2 separate regions of the Homo sapiens genome follow, and region 1 is linked to region 2. Evidence: chromatin loops called from intact Hi-C (ENCODE). Cell type or tissue: CD4-positive, alpha-beta T cell. All regions are shown on one strand. Links, peaks and the distances in the headings refer to the core of each region. The heading gives the core; the rest is flanking DNA.

The links. Hi-C counts contacts between places; a loop is a spot of excess contacts. Peaks named below come from ENCODE experiments on the same cell type or tissue, not always from the same donor. Only the 100,000 strongest peaks of a DNase experiment are listed, where the experiment ranks them.
Region 1: it touches region 2 in a loop (3-fold over the local background); 3 of 110 quality-filtered maps call a loop at or near these places.

What each region holds. Positions count from the first base shown.
Region 1 is chr5:40,482,613-40,490,288 of GRCh38, forward strand. No RefSeq gene overlaps it. Among named protein-coding and RNA genes, the nearest start is that of PTGER4, 190 kb to the right of the region's middle. RefSeq lists an enhancer at 4,134-4,193. In CD4-positive, alpha-beta T cell, for the core only: no CTCF peak of the experiment used is centred there; DNase peaks (open chromatin) are centred at 2,079, 2,969, 3,989 and 4,509; H3K27ac peaks cover 287 bases.
Region 2 is chr5:40,364,308-40,371,983 of GRCh38, forward strand. No RefSeq gene overlaps it. Among named protein-coding and RNA genes, the nearest start is that of LINC00604, 130 kb to the left of the region's middle. In CD4-positive, alpha-beta T cell, for the core only: no CTCF peak of the experiment used is centred there; a DNase peak (open chromatin) is centred at 3,144.

The DNA.
Region 1 (7,676 bases), core at 1,554-6,553, 120 kb after region 2:
CACCTGTAATCCCAGCACTTCAGAAGACCAAGGCAGGTGGATCACCTGAGTTTAGGGGTTCGAGACCAGCCTGGCCCACATGATGATATTCCGTCTCTACTAAAAATACAAAAATTAGCTGGGCGTGATGGCAGGTGCCTGTAATTCCAGCTGCTTGGGAAGCTGAGGCAGGAGAATAGCTTGAACCTGTGAGGTGGAGGTGGGAGTGAGCAGAGATCACGCCATTGTACTCCAGCTTGGGTGACAGAACGAGACTCTGTCTCCAAAATAAATAAATAAATTGATAAATAAATAAATTAATTAAAGTATGTTTTTGGAGATAAGCAGTATGTTTTAAAATAAGGGCATATACTTGAAACAACTCTGGAAATTTATCATAAGAAATTCAGATAATACTTAAGCAACTAAACAAGGATGTTTATTGCTTATTGTTTAGATAATAGCAAAAAAAAACAAAATCGGATTTTCTATCAAGAGTGAATTCGTGTCTTTAATTACAGACAAATTATATGTCATATAAAGTTACATATTGAGAGATATCAATCTGTCTATATCTCATATCCACACATTATAATACCATGAAGTGTTTAAAATAAAGCAATAGTTAACAAGTGATCATGGAAAGATGTCTCTGAATTAAAGAATCTCAATAAATGACTTTGGTAGGCATAATTCCAAGACATCCTTCACAGTTCCCTGCCACCTGGTGTACATGTTTTGCCTAATCTCTAGGATTGTTAATATGATCAATTTTACCCCCAGGATTAGGTTATATCATGTGGCACAATCAACTTTAAGAAAGTTGACAGATTGTTACTGGCTAGAAAACTTAGAGAGCCACAAGGCAAGGAATATGGGTGGCCTCTAGGAGTTGCAAACATCTCTGGCTGACAGCCAGCAAATAAATGAAGACCTCATTCCTACAACCACAAGGAATTTAATTCTGCCAACAAACTGACTGAGTTTGGAAGCAAAATTTCCCCAGAGCCTCTAAATGAAAACTCAACCTGTTTGACATATTGAATTCAGCTTTGTAGGATCCCAAGCAGAGAATCCTGTCATGCCACCCTGCCAAACTTATAGAACTGTGAACCAATAAAGAGATGCTGTTTCAAGATGCAAGTTTGTGGTAGTTTATACACAGCAATAAAAAACTACTACAATGCCAACCAGAATAAATAAAAAGAAACCAATATCTAGATACTGCAGAACAAGAAAGAGAAATGAAAGATGTTTAAAGTAGCTAGAAAGCAAAGAAAAATTACCTACAAATAAATAAGAACTAAATTGAGAGTTGACTTCTCAACAGCAATAATGAAAAGCAGAAGACTGTGAAAGAATATTTTCAGTCTTCTGAGAGAAGATAACTCAGCCTGGTAATACATAGCCAGCCAAGCCATCCTTCAAGAATGACAGCGGAATAAAGATATTTTCAAGAAAAACTGAAAATTTTCAATACAAAGCTGAATATTTTCACCTAAGAGTCACTGATTAAAGAGTATATTCCAGGAAGAAGTGAAAATGATCCAAAAGAAAAATCTGAAACACAAGAAAGATTGGTGAGCAGAGAATGTGAGGAAATAATCTAAGTGAACAAAAATATGTGCCAAAATTTGAACACTGACTATATAAAATAATAATAGTAATGGGAGGGAATGATAAAAATCAGGCTAGTGATAAAATACTGGACAGTAATTATGTATAAACCAGGAGGCTGTGATTGGTAATTTGTGCTTAATTTTTGTAAAGTCTTTGCAATGTTATGAAAGAATATCTGAGGTCCAATTTTACTTGGCAATACATGGATATATAGAAGCTTTGCTTGATAGAGCAGCCCCTCAGATATAGTGAAGAAATCCTACAGATCAAAAAATATATATACCACAAACTGTAATGCTTACCAAAACAGGAAAAAAAGACAGATTATGGCAGGGGATTTTAAAGTCAGGAGAAAACTAATAACTTCCCTTTTTAAAGTTCACCTAATTGAAAGATGAAACAACAAAACGAAAACGCTTTTCTTGAGTTCACCCAACTCCTCAAAAGTGAAGTAGTAACCACCATCCCAGATCAGAGAACTGACATCATAAACCTTCAAGCCAACTCAGGTTTCATCTACCCTGCCCTACAGAATTAGACATGTGTGTGTGGATGGTGATGGTTCCTTACATAGTTTTTATCTCCCAACATTCACCAAAACTGTGTGAATCTCTCTGAAGAGGCACTAGAAACCTCTTGTGAACTAGTATTTCTCAAATTGGGATGTGAGAGATTGCAGTTTCCTCGGGAAGTAGACATCCAAACTGAGATGCTCTGGCTTTACCAACTATCAAAGTTGATACAAATGATTTTTTTTATACAGACCCCTCGAACGACCAAATAAATCATCTGCTCTCTCAACCAGAAACAAATAATCTAAGTGAACAAAAATACCTGGTTGAAATAAGTTTAGTGCAGGGTTATATTCTGCACCTTAAAATTGTGTTTCTGAGAGATATTCCTCATTGATTCATAAATTCGTCAACTTTGTACTGTTCAGGGTATCTGGATTAAGCATAAGCTTTGGAGTCAGACAGCCTGAATTTCAAAATCAGCCTCATAACTTACGTAACTATTTCTTAGCCCCACTTAGCCTCGGTTTCATCATCTATAAAGTAGCAATAATAACACCTGTCACACACAGCTATTTTAGAAATAAGTAAGATTTCAGAAATCGATTTCAGAAAGAGCTGGCACCAAGGAAGCAATCAATCAGTGTCAGCTATGAGTATTGATAACACTAATGGAGGCTGCATCTGTGTGACTAATCTGTACCAGGGGTTTAAATATCACTAACATTGGACTTTGGAATGCATAGACACATAAAATGTTGGAGTTTGCGGAGGCTTAAAGTTCACCCGTTCCAATTCTCATTTTCTGTGAGGATTTGAAACCCAGACAGACTCAGGAACTCGTACAAAGTCACACAGCCAGTATAAGGAACTGAAATCTGACCCTCAGCCACTGAGCACCAATAACACTATTTCTTCTGTGTCACAGCTCATGTGTCTTCTTTTTTAATCTTACCAGCAAATAATTTGTGAGGTTAATAAAAATTAAAATTGAAATACTTTTCATTGAGCACACCCCAGTGAAACGGAAGGAACAAGGGAACATGGGGTCTGGCCAAAGAGAAACCAAGTTTGAGGAAGAACGTGTTTGGCCTTCCTAAATATAGTTCACCATAATGCCAAGCAAAGGAAAACAAAGAGGCAAAAGATTATAGGCTCATTCTGATATCTCGTAGGCCTATTTATTAAGTACATGATCAATTTCATGGACAAATAATCTTATGTTTTTAGCAATTGTATTTTCTGGCCAAAAATTCTGGAAACTTGTGCTGACAATGAGATGAAATATTTTAAATGCCTATTATCTTTAAAAATTCAGGTTACAAAATTTAATCTACCAACCATTTCTATCACTGTATCTTGTTTTGACCCCACCCCCATTCCCCATTGGAGAGATATTTCTGAAAAGTGATTTATGGGAGCTGGCCTTATTTCCATTGCTTTAACTACCTTGGAGCCCTATCTTCTTTGTATTCTCTAAAATGACTGCCCTTTCTGCACAGTCACTAAATACCTATTGAGTAGCCCATGGTGTCCTTCTGATGACCATCTGATGGGAAAACTTGGACATTTGTGCTCATTATGAACCATCTGCCCTTGAGTCCAAATTTAGAATATACTAATTTTTAAATTGTATTTTTCAACCCCTATAGCTGGTGTAGGTTGAATTCAGCAAAGAATTTTTCTATTCTGTCTTTGGGGACCCTCCAGCATCTTCTCATTCACATCTGAAAGGACGTCTCCCAGTCCACAGTGCCTGTGATTGCCACATTCTGGTGAGAGCTATATGGCAGATTCAAAAATCATTGCGCAGCCTGTCAGCTGATTGGGGTGAATGATCAATGTAACCGGAACTAAAGTTGTATGACATCATCTTTGCCACAGCTTCACGTGACAAAGCTCACTTCAAAAGTGCTTCTTTCTCAGACAAAGCCCTTTAGTCAGAAAAGCCACAAGTAACAGTTAAAATCACCTGGTCCAACCATATGGAAAGACTCACCAAGGTTCATAAAAATGAAACCACCCAAAGTATATGAGGTCTTCTGAGTCCTAATCCAGGGCTTTGACATGGCATCACCAATGCATCACATCCCACATGGCTCTCACTTCTTCCCTGGCACCTCTGCAAAGTTCCAGGGGATTTCCTGCCTCTCACTCTTCTCTCCTCATTCTCTGGACTCACCCTGATCTCATTTATGTATGCTTTTATCATAATTTTCTCTAAAGTAGCCCCAAGTCATAATTACATTAAAACCTGAAGTCTGATAAAATAGTGAATATAAAACCACAGCACTGCTGTCAAAAGTAGAAGAGTGATAGTGAGCTTATCTCCAGGGAAATGGAGAAGTGGTCAAACCACACTGCTATTTTTACCTGCCTGGTATTATTTGAGCCTAACTGAATGTGTGGTCACATGGACAGTGATTCAGAGATGTTAGGAAATTCAGGTCACCATTTATTTAAAGCAACTAGGTTCAAAAGATCCTTATTCTTTCTTCTGCCATGAAGTTACATATCCTGGGAGTGTAAATGAACCAGTCTGGGCTTCATTTTACTCATCTGTAAAACGAAGGATTTGGACTACTTGATATATTATATCTCATTTAATCTAGGACTAAATTCTATTCCAATTGAAGGGTGATGTAGAGGGAAATTGGAAGGCTGATGAAAGAGTCTGAGGATTAGGTAGTGTAGTGTGGAGGAACAATGGAGACAGAAAGTCTTCCTTCAAATTTAGTCTTCAGCTGCATTACAAGCCAAGAGGCTTTGGTCCTGACACCCTCAGACCTGCTCTCTTATCTCTTCTGTCCCTCTACTTATTAGAATGTGTAAGCTGAAGTCATGCTTTTGAATATAACCATATTGATAAGGAGGTTAGAACTGTCAATCCTTCACACATATATGAATCCATTTGAGCAAATGCTTAAGGTATTTCTTCTTAACATTTGGTGACTCTTTTGATTATGAATTTAGTTATGAAAACTAGATAATTCTGGATATCACAGAATGAACAGGTCTTTATAGTAGGTCACATAGGCTTTGGCCCACAAGAGTGCTATCTGTGTAGTGAGACAACTCTCTAACACGGAGAAGCAGCAGAAACAGAGTTTGGGATATGCCTCACATGACCTGGCCATAGAAAAACATGCTGTTTTTCTAGGAACATGGATAGGAACCACAGCCCTTTTCACAGGACTCCTTCTTGTTGGGCTTTGGGCACCAATTCTGCCTGGCCTGGGCCAAGTCCCTGAGATGCAGTGGTGGCAAGTGAGGGTATTTAGTAATACCTGCAGCCCCCTTGGTTCCATCTTCTTCTGAAAGGCAGGAGCAGAAGAGCCTTTTTCCTAGCCCAATTCATGGACCACGAAAGAGTTCCAGAGTCCAAGCAACTGACAGTATCAGAGCATCTGAAAAGCATCATGTGTTTTTATGATTACAAGAAGGAGAAATTCATTGGGGCTAGCTAATGTAACAAAATAAAAATAAAAAGGACTCTAATGTGTGAGTGAACTCTGTCACTTGCCTACCCAGTTATTCATTTTCTTCTAGCATTATGCAATGGACAATAATTGGCCTTAGCCAGGGAATGCTTTACCCTCCCAACCTCTCTTTCTGCTAGAGGTGGCCATGCAATCCAGTGTTCAACTGGGGAAGCTTCTGAGAAAGTTTTTCTTTCTTGGTAAAAGGAACAAAAGAGGCTGGTTCCATCAGTTTCCTCTTGAACTCTGACTATTGTGACTATCTAGATCTGCCTTATATATAAACACCGCATTTATTTTCTGTAACTAATTTCTCATTTATTCATAAAGAAATCAGACATAGGACATAATGAGTGTTTATGGTCCCACTTAAGCTGAGAAAGCTTTCAAATGGCATAGGAGATATCTGTTCTTATACTATTACAAGGTCCTCCATAACCTTCACCTTAATTTCATCATAAAAATAGCTAACATTCATTACTAACTTCAATGCATTTGACAGTCATCATTCCATCTAAGCTTCACAAAAGTCCCATGAGATATATATTATTGATATTCCCATTTTACCAGTGAAGAAACTGTGTCAAGGAAACAGGTAGAAAGCCTAGACTTAGATTGAAACCCAAAGCATTTGGTTCCAGAGTCGGGAATCTAAACCACTATAACATGAAGCCACCTGCATATATATTAAACATTTCAGTTACTATCCCTAAGCAGACTACTTCTGAGTGTTGTCCTGGGAGATGATCTTCTATTCCTAACCTCCTGGCCCAGTCTTCAGATGCAGAGTTGATTGTTCTTCAGCTTGCCCATTTGTGCAGATGAAAGCAGGAGCTGAAGTGGGGCTCTTGCAAGGGCTACTAAAGGCTTTGCCTTCACTCTGAGTGCTTCACATGCCCAGACATTTGTACACATTAAGCACTTGAACCTAGATTAGGACAGGCTGAACTCATGGGAACTCACAGGTAGAAGATGAGCTGCCCCTAGTTGCTTCTTTGCAAAGAGACACCAACAAGATACTGGATTGTTCAGCATCTTTTCCTTCTGAAGGGAATAATTACTTTATGGGTGATGAGAAGCTCAAAAAAAAACCTCCCCATCTGTATTTATATGTTGCAAAATGCTACATGTCTCTATGTTACAGGTTCTCATTCCTCAGCTTAAAATGTAACTGTCCCTTATAAGATAACTTGGAAATTTACATCTGAAATGTGCAGCTTAATGTGAATGGGTTTATCAGGTCCTTTGATAAAAGCTGGATTTGGTTAGGGAGAAAAAGAAAAGAAAAAAGATGTACCTTTAGGTAGAAACAGGAAAGCAGACAAATTTTGACTTGGTTACAATTCCATCTAAGATCAGCCCGAGTCACATGTGAACAACAGGACTGAGAAGTTACCTAGAACACAGAATTCTCAGTACTAAAACCAGTATAGTCCCAGTCAAACTGGGATGGTTGGTCATCCTGTCACAGATTCACACTTTTCCATCTGCCTAGTTCTCAGGAAAACTTTTCAATTATCCGTTCTCTGAAGCCAATTCAACAGTCCCTTACTAGGTTAGTAGATAAACAAACCGTGGTAGATCCAAACAATGGAATACTGGTAGCAATAAAAAGGAACAAATTGTTGATACATGCAACAACTCAGATGAATCTTAAAGGCATTATGCTTATGAAATAAGTCAGTCTCAAAAAATTGCATGCTATATAAGAATACATTTAAAAGACATCCTAAAAAAAGAAAAAAAAAACTATAGTGACATAGGTCAATGGTTGCCAGGGGTTGGGAAAAGGGTTTGAATTTATATTCCTAAATAAATTACAAATATATATTTGTATGAATTTACATTATGTTTTAGATTATGTTTTACAAATATGTATTTTTATGAATTTACATTCATAAAGAATGACATGAGAAATTTTTTCAAAGTGATAGAACTGTGCTCAATCCTGGTAGGGATTACACAAATCTGTACATGAAATAAAATCCATAGGATTTTATACCAAAAGGAAAAAAGTCACTTTCTGTGATAAATTTTAAAATAAAATTCATTTATGAAGAATATTCCTTTAAAGAAAATGTTTATT
Region 2 (7,676 bases), core at 1,021-6,020:
TCATTTCGGTGCACTACTCCATTCCCATTTACTGAATAACTCAAAAACTTCTAGTTTTGAGTGAGGCCCAGAACAAGAGAAGACTCTGCAGCAGATCCATGTAAGCTGCTCTGCCACTTGGGCCATATGATCCAGCATATCCAATAGTGCTTGAAGTGTAAGTGGCAAACAGGGAAGCCGTTTGTGGCCTTTGGTATACCGCTACAGATGAATCAAAGAGCAGGCCCTTGGGATTTTGGAGCAGTCTTGCCATCCCCTGCAGATAACTACTCTCCTTTTGAGAAACAATTCTTAGCCTGCTATTGTGTCTTAGCAGAAACTGAACATTTAACCACAGCTCACTAACTCAGCATGCAACCTGAGCTTCCCATTGTGAAATGGATGTTAACTGACAAACCAACCCATAAAGTTGGGCATGCACAGCAGCACTCCATTATCAAATGGAAGTATTATAGATAGGATCAGGCCTGAGCAGGCCCGGAAGGCATAAGTAAGTTACATGAAGAAGTGGCTCAAATGCCCATGATCCCTTATTACTCTACCTCGACTCTCCCAGCTTGCACCTATCGCCTCATAGAAAGTTTCCTACCATCAGTTGACAGAAAGAGAAAACTCGGGCATGATTTTATTCTTACTGGAATAGACACTTACTCTGCATATAAATTTTCAATTCCTGCACACAATGTTTCTTCCAAAACTGTCATCCATGGAGTTACAGAATACCTTATCTACTGTCCCAGTATTTTACACAGTATTGCTTCTGATCAAGGAACTCACTTACCAGTAAATAAAGTGCATCAATTGGCCCATGCTTATGGAATTCCATGGACTTAGCCATGTTTCCCACTATGCTAAAACAGCTAGCCTGGTGGGACAATGGAATGGCCTTTTGAAGACTCAGCTGCATTGCTAGCTAGGTGGCAACACCTTGCAAGGCTGAGGCAAGGTTCTCTAGGAGGTTCTGAGTCAGCACCTAGTACATGGTGCTGTTTCTCCTGTAGTCAGGATTCATGGATCCAGGAATCAAGAAATAGAAATAGGAGCAGCACCACTCACTATAATTCCTGGTGACCCACTAGCATAATGTTTGCCTCCTGTTCTCATGACCTTGTGCTCTGCTTGCCTATAAGTCTTAGTTCTAGAGTGTTCTAGAGGGAAGAAACACAACAATGATTTCATTGAACTGGAAGTTAATACTAACACAACTACTTTAGTGTCCTCATGTCTCTAAATCAAAGGGCAAAGAAGAGAGTTACTGTGCTGGCTGGGGTGATTCATCCAGGCTACCAAGATGAAAATGGACTGCTATTTTACAAAGGATATAGAGAAGAGCATGTCTGAAAAAAAGAGATCCCTTAGATGCCTCTTACCATACCCTGTGATTAAGGTCAATAAAAAACTACATCTCAGTTCAGACACGGCTACTAATGACCCAGATTCTTCAAGAATGAAAGTTTGGGTTACCCCACCAGGTAAAAAACCATGCCAGCTTAGGTGCCTGCTGAAAGCAAAGGCAATACAAAAGGAGTAGTGAAAGAAGTTTGTTATAAATACCAGCTATGCTCAGAGGATCAGTTATGAAAGAAGGACTCTAACTGTCACGAGTATTTCTTCCTTATTTTGTTATGAATATGTTTGTGTGTGTGTATACATAGCAAATGTCTTTGTTTTCTTCACTTTCTTAGCCCATTACAATGTAACATAAGAAGTATTGACTTTGTATTTAAGATAAGTTTATTTAAGTACTTAAGTATTGGTAACTTTATATCATAGTATTTACCTTATGGAATGCCAAGGAAAAGGGTAAACACCACCCAAGAACTTTGTATCCTCTTCTGAGGAGAGGGTTAGTGTGTTTTTGCTTGTACTCAAGACAGGTGTATCATATTAGGTTGAATTATGACATTTTTATTGTCTTTATTTGGAGATTAAGGATAGTTTAAAGAGATGCATATGGGTGCCAGATTGATAAGGAGTAGAATTGTGAGAGCTAATTTTATGTGTCAATTTGGCTGGGCCATAGTGCCCAGATGTCTGGTCAAACATTATTCTGGATGTTTTGGTGAGGGTCTTCCAGATGAAATTAACATTTAAATCAGTGGATTTTGAGTAAAGTATATCGCCCTCCGTAATGTGGGTGGGCCTCATCCGATAAGTTGAAGGCTTACATAGAACAAAGGACTATCTATCTATCTATCTATCTATCTATCTATCTATCTATCTGTATCTCTATCTAGCTACCCCTACACATATCCTATTGGTTATGTTTCTCTGGAGAATGCTGGCTAATGAAAATGGTTAACAAAAAGTCAGGACAATGGTTACCAGTGGAGGAAAGTATGATTGAGAGAGACACACAGGAGGAGTCTAAGGTATTGATAATATTCTATTTTTTTACCTAAGTAGAGGTGCATGCATTTTATATTACCACTATATATGTTTAACACATTTTTCTGTATGAATACTGAATATCACACATGTAGACACACACAAATTTAACTCGAAAAGTATAAAATAGAAGACTATCAGCTGAAGATGAAAATAGCAAACTAAAACATACATGTAAAAAATTATACAAAATATATGAGAAGATAAAGAAATGTAAAATATGAGAGATTAAGAAACAGAAACAAGAGAATGAGAAAGTCAAGCTCAAATAAGAATTATGAGAGGATAACATATAATTAGTGGCCAAGGGGAAATATTTAAGAAGATCATGGCTGATAGATGGTCATATAAAATAAGCAGAAGCAGCAGGATTAATAAAATAAATACAAATAAACATATGTGTAGAATAACATCTTATTCCATTTGGTGCTGCAATGACAGAATCCTTAAGACTGAATAATTTATAAAAAACAGAAATATATGTCTCACAGTTCTGGAGACTGAGAAGGTGATGATTATGGCACTAGCATCTGGTGGGCCTTCTTGCTTGTTACCACGTGGCAGAAGGCAGAAAGGCAAAAGAGAATTGTATCAGTCCTTTCTTATGCTGCTAATAAAGACATACCTAACACTAAATAATTTATAAAGGAAAGAGGTTTAATTGACTCACAGTTTAACATAGCTGAAGAGGCCTCAAGAAACTTACAATCATGGTGGAAGGGGAAGCAAATATGTCCTTCCTCACATGGTGGCAGCAAAGAGAAATGCTGAGCAGAAGGGTGAAAACCCCTTATAAAACCATCAGATCTCATAATAATTCACTCACAATCATGACAAAAGCATAAAGGTAACTGCCCCCATTATTCAATTACCTCCCACTGGGTCCCTCCTATGACACGTGTGGATTACGGGATGAGATTTGGGTCAGGACACAGCCAAACCATATAAAAAATGAACTCACTTCCATAAGCCCTTTTTAAAGCAGCATTAATCCTTTTATGAGGGCAGATCCCTCAGGACTTAAACACTTCCCTCAAGGCCCTACCTCTCAATACCATTGCACGGGGATCAAGTTGCCAACACATAAATTTGGGGGACATATTCAGATCATACCATTCCACCCTGGGCCCTCAAATTTCATTTCCTTCTCACATGCAAAATACGTTTATTCCAACCCAGTAGCCCTAAGTCTTAACTCACTCCAGCACCAACTTTAAAGTTTAAGTCCAGAGTCTCATCTACATCAAATATGTGTGTGAAGTACTTCATACTGAGGCAAAATGCTCTCCAGCTGTGAGCCTATAAAATCAAACAAATTATGTACTTTTAAAATATAATGGTGTCTCAGACGTATGATAGACATTCTCATTTCAAGAAAGAGAAATACAAAAGAAAAGAATAACAAGTTTCAAGTAAGTAAAAATCCCAATAGGGCAAATGACATTGAATCTCAAGGCTTGAGAATAGTCTCTTTGGACTCCATGTTCTGCCTTCTGGCGCACTAGAAGGCTGGAGTTGGGTTTCAAGGCCTCAGACAACCCGTGTGTCAGTCCTCACACATTTAAGTCAAAAGCTTATGGTTTTCTCAGGCTTGTGCTGCATACTGGTAGCTCGGCAGTTCTGGGGTCTTGGGAGGAGCCTTGCTCCCATGGCTGCACTAGGCATTATCCTAGTGAGGACTCTCTGTGGCAGCCCCCACCCCGCATTTCCGCTGGATATTGCTCTAATGGAGGCTCTCTGTGGTCACTCCAATTCTGCAGCAGGTCTCTGCCTGGGCTCCGAGACTGCCTGAGACATCCATTGAAATCTAGCTGGAGGTAGCTATGCCTCCATAGCTCTTGCTCTCTGGGTCAGTGATGAGAGGAGCAGGCTTGAAGATCTCCAAAATGACTTTGGGGCTACTCTCCCATTGTCTTGATGAATAGCGCCTGACTTCCTTCTATTCACACTAATTTCCTTATCAAACAGTTACTTGGCCATACCCTTGGCTGCTTTTCCTAAAGATGCTTTTTTGTTCTTGACATGGCCAGGCTAAGAATTTTCCAAATCTTTACATTCTGCTTCCCTTTTGATTATAAATTCTATCTTTAAATACTTTCTCTCTTTTCACCTTTTACTATAAGCAATTAAAAGACGCCACACAGCACCCTACATTTTTTGCTACCTGGAGATTTCTTCTGCCAGATATCCTGGTTCATTGTTAAGTTCTGTCTTTCACAAAGTCTTAGGACAAAAACACAATTCAGTCAAGTTCTTTGCCTCTTCATAGCAAGGATCACCTTTTCTCTAGTTTGTACTACCTTGTTCCTCCTTTCAATCTGAGACCTCATTGAAATGGCCTTTACTGTCCATATTTCTACATTCTCTTCATAATCACTTAAGTAATCTCTAAGAAGATACAGGTTTTGGCTTACAGCTCTTCTCTTCTTTTAAGACTTCACCAGAATTGCCCTTAATGCTCCATTTATGGAAATACAGGCTTCTTCAGCACTCAGTTCAAAACTGTCTCAGCCTCTACTCACTACATAGTTTAAATGCTGCTTCCACATTTTTAGATATTGGTTGTAACAAAGCCTCACTATTCTGATTCCAATTTTTGTCTTAGTTTGTTTGGTGTTGCTATAACAGAATACTTGAGACTGGGTAATCTATAAAGAACAAAAATTCATTTCTTACAGTTCTTGAGGCTGGGAAGGTGAGGATCATGGCACCAGCATCTGGTGAGGGCCTTCTTGTGGTGCCCTCACATGAAAGAAGGTGGAAGGCCAAAAGAGAATGAACCCATTCCCACAAGCCCTTTCTATAGCAGCATTAATCCATTCATCAGGGTGAAGCCCTCATCACCTAAACACCTCCCAAAAGGCCCTGCCTCTCGACACTGCTGGGCTGGGGATCAAGTTTCCAATGCATCATCTGGAAGACACAATCAGACTAAATATCAAATACTGAAAGAAACTATAGTAAATGAAGTCTTAAAGGAAACAAAAAGAAAACAATTAGATGTACAAGAGATTTTACATCAGAAAGAGATTCTATACCTAGAAAATCCTAAAGACTGCCAAAAAGCTCCTAGAATTTATTAACAACTTTAGTAAAGTTTCAAGGTACAAAATCTATGTAAAAAAATTAGTAGCATTTCTATACACAAACAACATCCAGGCTGAGAGTGAAATCAAGAATACAATTCCACTTACAATAGCCACAAAGAAAATGAAATACCTAGAAATACAGCCTGGTATTTACCAAGGAGGTAAAATATCTCTACAAGGAGAACTGCAAAACATTGCTGAAAGAAATCAGAGACTACACAAATAAATGGAAAAATATTCTATGCTCATATATTAGAAGAATCAATATTGTAAAAATGGCCATACTGCCCAAAGCAATTTACCGACTCAGTGCTATTCCTATCAAACTACCAATGTCATTCATCACAGAATTAGAAAAAAAATATCTAAAATTCATATGCAACCAAAAAAGACCCTGAATAGCCAAAGCAATCCTAAACAAAGAGAACAAAGACATCATACTACCTGACTTCAAACTATGGTTTAAAGCCACAGTAAACAAAACAGGTTAGTACTGGTACAAAAACAGACAAATAGACTGATGGAACAGAATGCAAAACTCAGAAATAAAGTCACACACCTACAACTATCTAATCTTCAACAAGGCCAACAAAAACAAACTATGGGGAAAGGACTCCTTTTTCAATAAATGTTGCTGGGACAACTGGCTAACCATATGCAGACGACTGAAGCTGGACAATTTCCTTTCACCATATACAAAAATTAACTCAAAATGGATTAAAGCTTTAAATGTAGGACTTCAAACTATAAAAATAATAGAAGAAAACCTAGGAAATACTCTTCTCAACATTGGCCTTGGCAAGGAATTTTTGGCTGAGTCCCCAAAAGCAATTGCAACGAAAACAAAAATAGACAAGAAATAGACAAGTGGGACTTAATTTAACTAAAGAGCTTCTATACAGTGAAAGAAACTATCAACAGAATAAACAGACAACCTACAGAATGGAAGAAGATTTTCACAAACTATGCATCCAACAGAATCCTCATATCCAGAATCTACAGAGAACTTAAACAAATCAATGGGCAAAAACCAAATAATACCATTAAAAAATGGGCAAAGTACATGAACAGACACTTCTCAAAAGAAGGCATACAAATGACCAACAAACAAAGAAATGCCCAGCATCACTAATTATCAGAGAAATGCAAATAAAAGTCTCAATGAGATAACATCTCACACCAGTCAGAATGGCCATTATTAAAAAGTCAAAAACAACAGATGTTGGTAAGGCTACGGAGAAAAGGGGAATGCTTATACACTGCTGGTGGGAATGTAAATGCTATTCACAATAGCACAGACATGGAATTAGCCCTGGTACCCATCAATAGTAGACTAGATAAAGAAAATGTGGTACATAGAATACTACACAGTCATGAAAAGAATGAAATCATGTCATCTTTAGCAATATGGATGGAATTGGAAGGCATAATCCTAAGCAAATTAACACAGGAAAAGAAAACCAAATACTGCATGTTCTCACTTATAAGTTGGAGCTAAGCATTGAGCACACATGGACACAAATATTAGAACAGTAGACACTGCAGACTACCAGAGGATGAAGGTAGGGTGGGTTAAAAAACTACCTATCTGGAACTATGCTCACTACCAGGGTGACAGGATCCATACGGCGAACCTCAGCATGACACAATATTCCCATGTATTAATAACAAATCTGCACATGTACTCCTGTATCTAAAGTAAAACTTAAAATTTTCAAAAAAAGAGACAAAGGAGATATCTACTAAAGTGTGCTAGGAGAAAATAACTGTCAATCTAGAGCTCTATTCCCAGATGAACAATCATTTAAAAGTTGAGAAACAAAACATGTTGATGGAAGGAAAGATTGAGCTTATTCTTTGAGACTCTTACTAAAAGAATCAGAGGAAGATATATTCTGTTTAAAAATAAATTAAACCTCTAATAAGGTAAGCTACCAAAAAATAGCAGTGGGAAAATAAAGTAATACAGATTAGGTAAGTCTAAATTAAAACTAATGGTACAAACAATTAATGTAAAAGATTTAAAAAAAACAAGTTGGAAGTAAAGTACTAGAAAAATATTATATGGATTGTAGGAGAAAAAATAGAAATAATTACTCTAACATTTTTGTATCATTTGGGAGGAGGGTAAATATACTTATTAACTTGAAACTTTGATTAAGTGCATATGCCAAATATTTCAGAGAATCATTGAGGTAG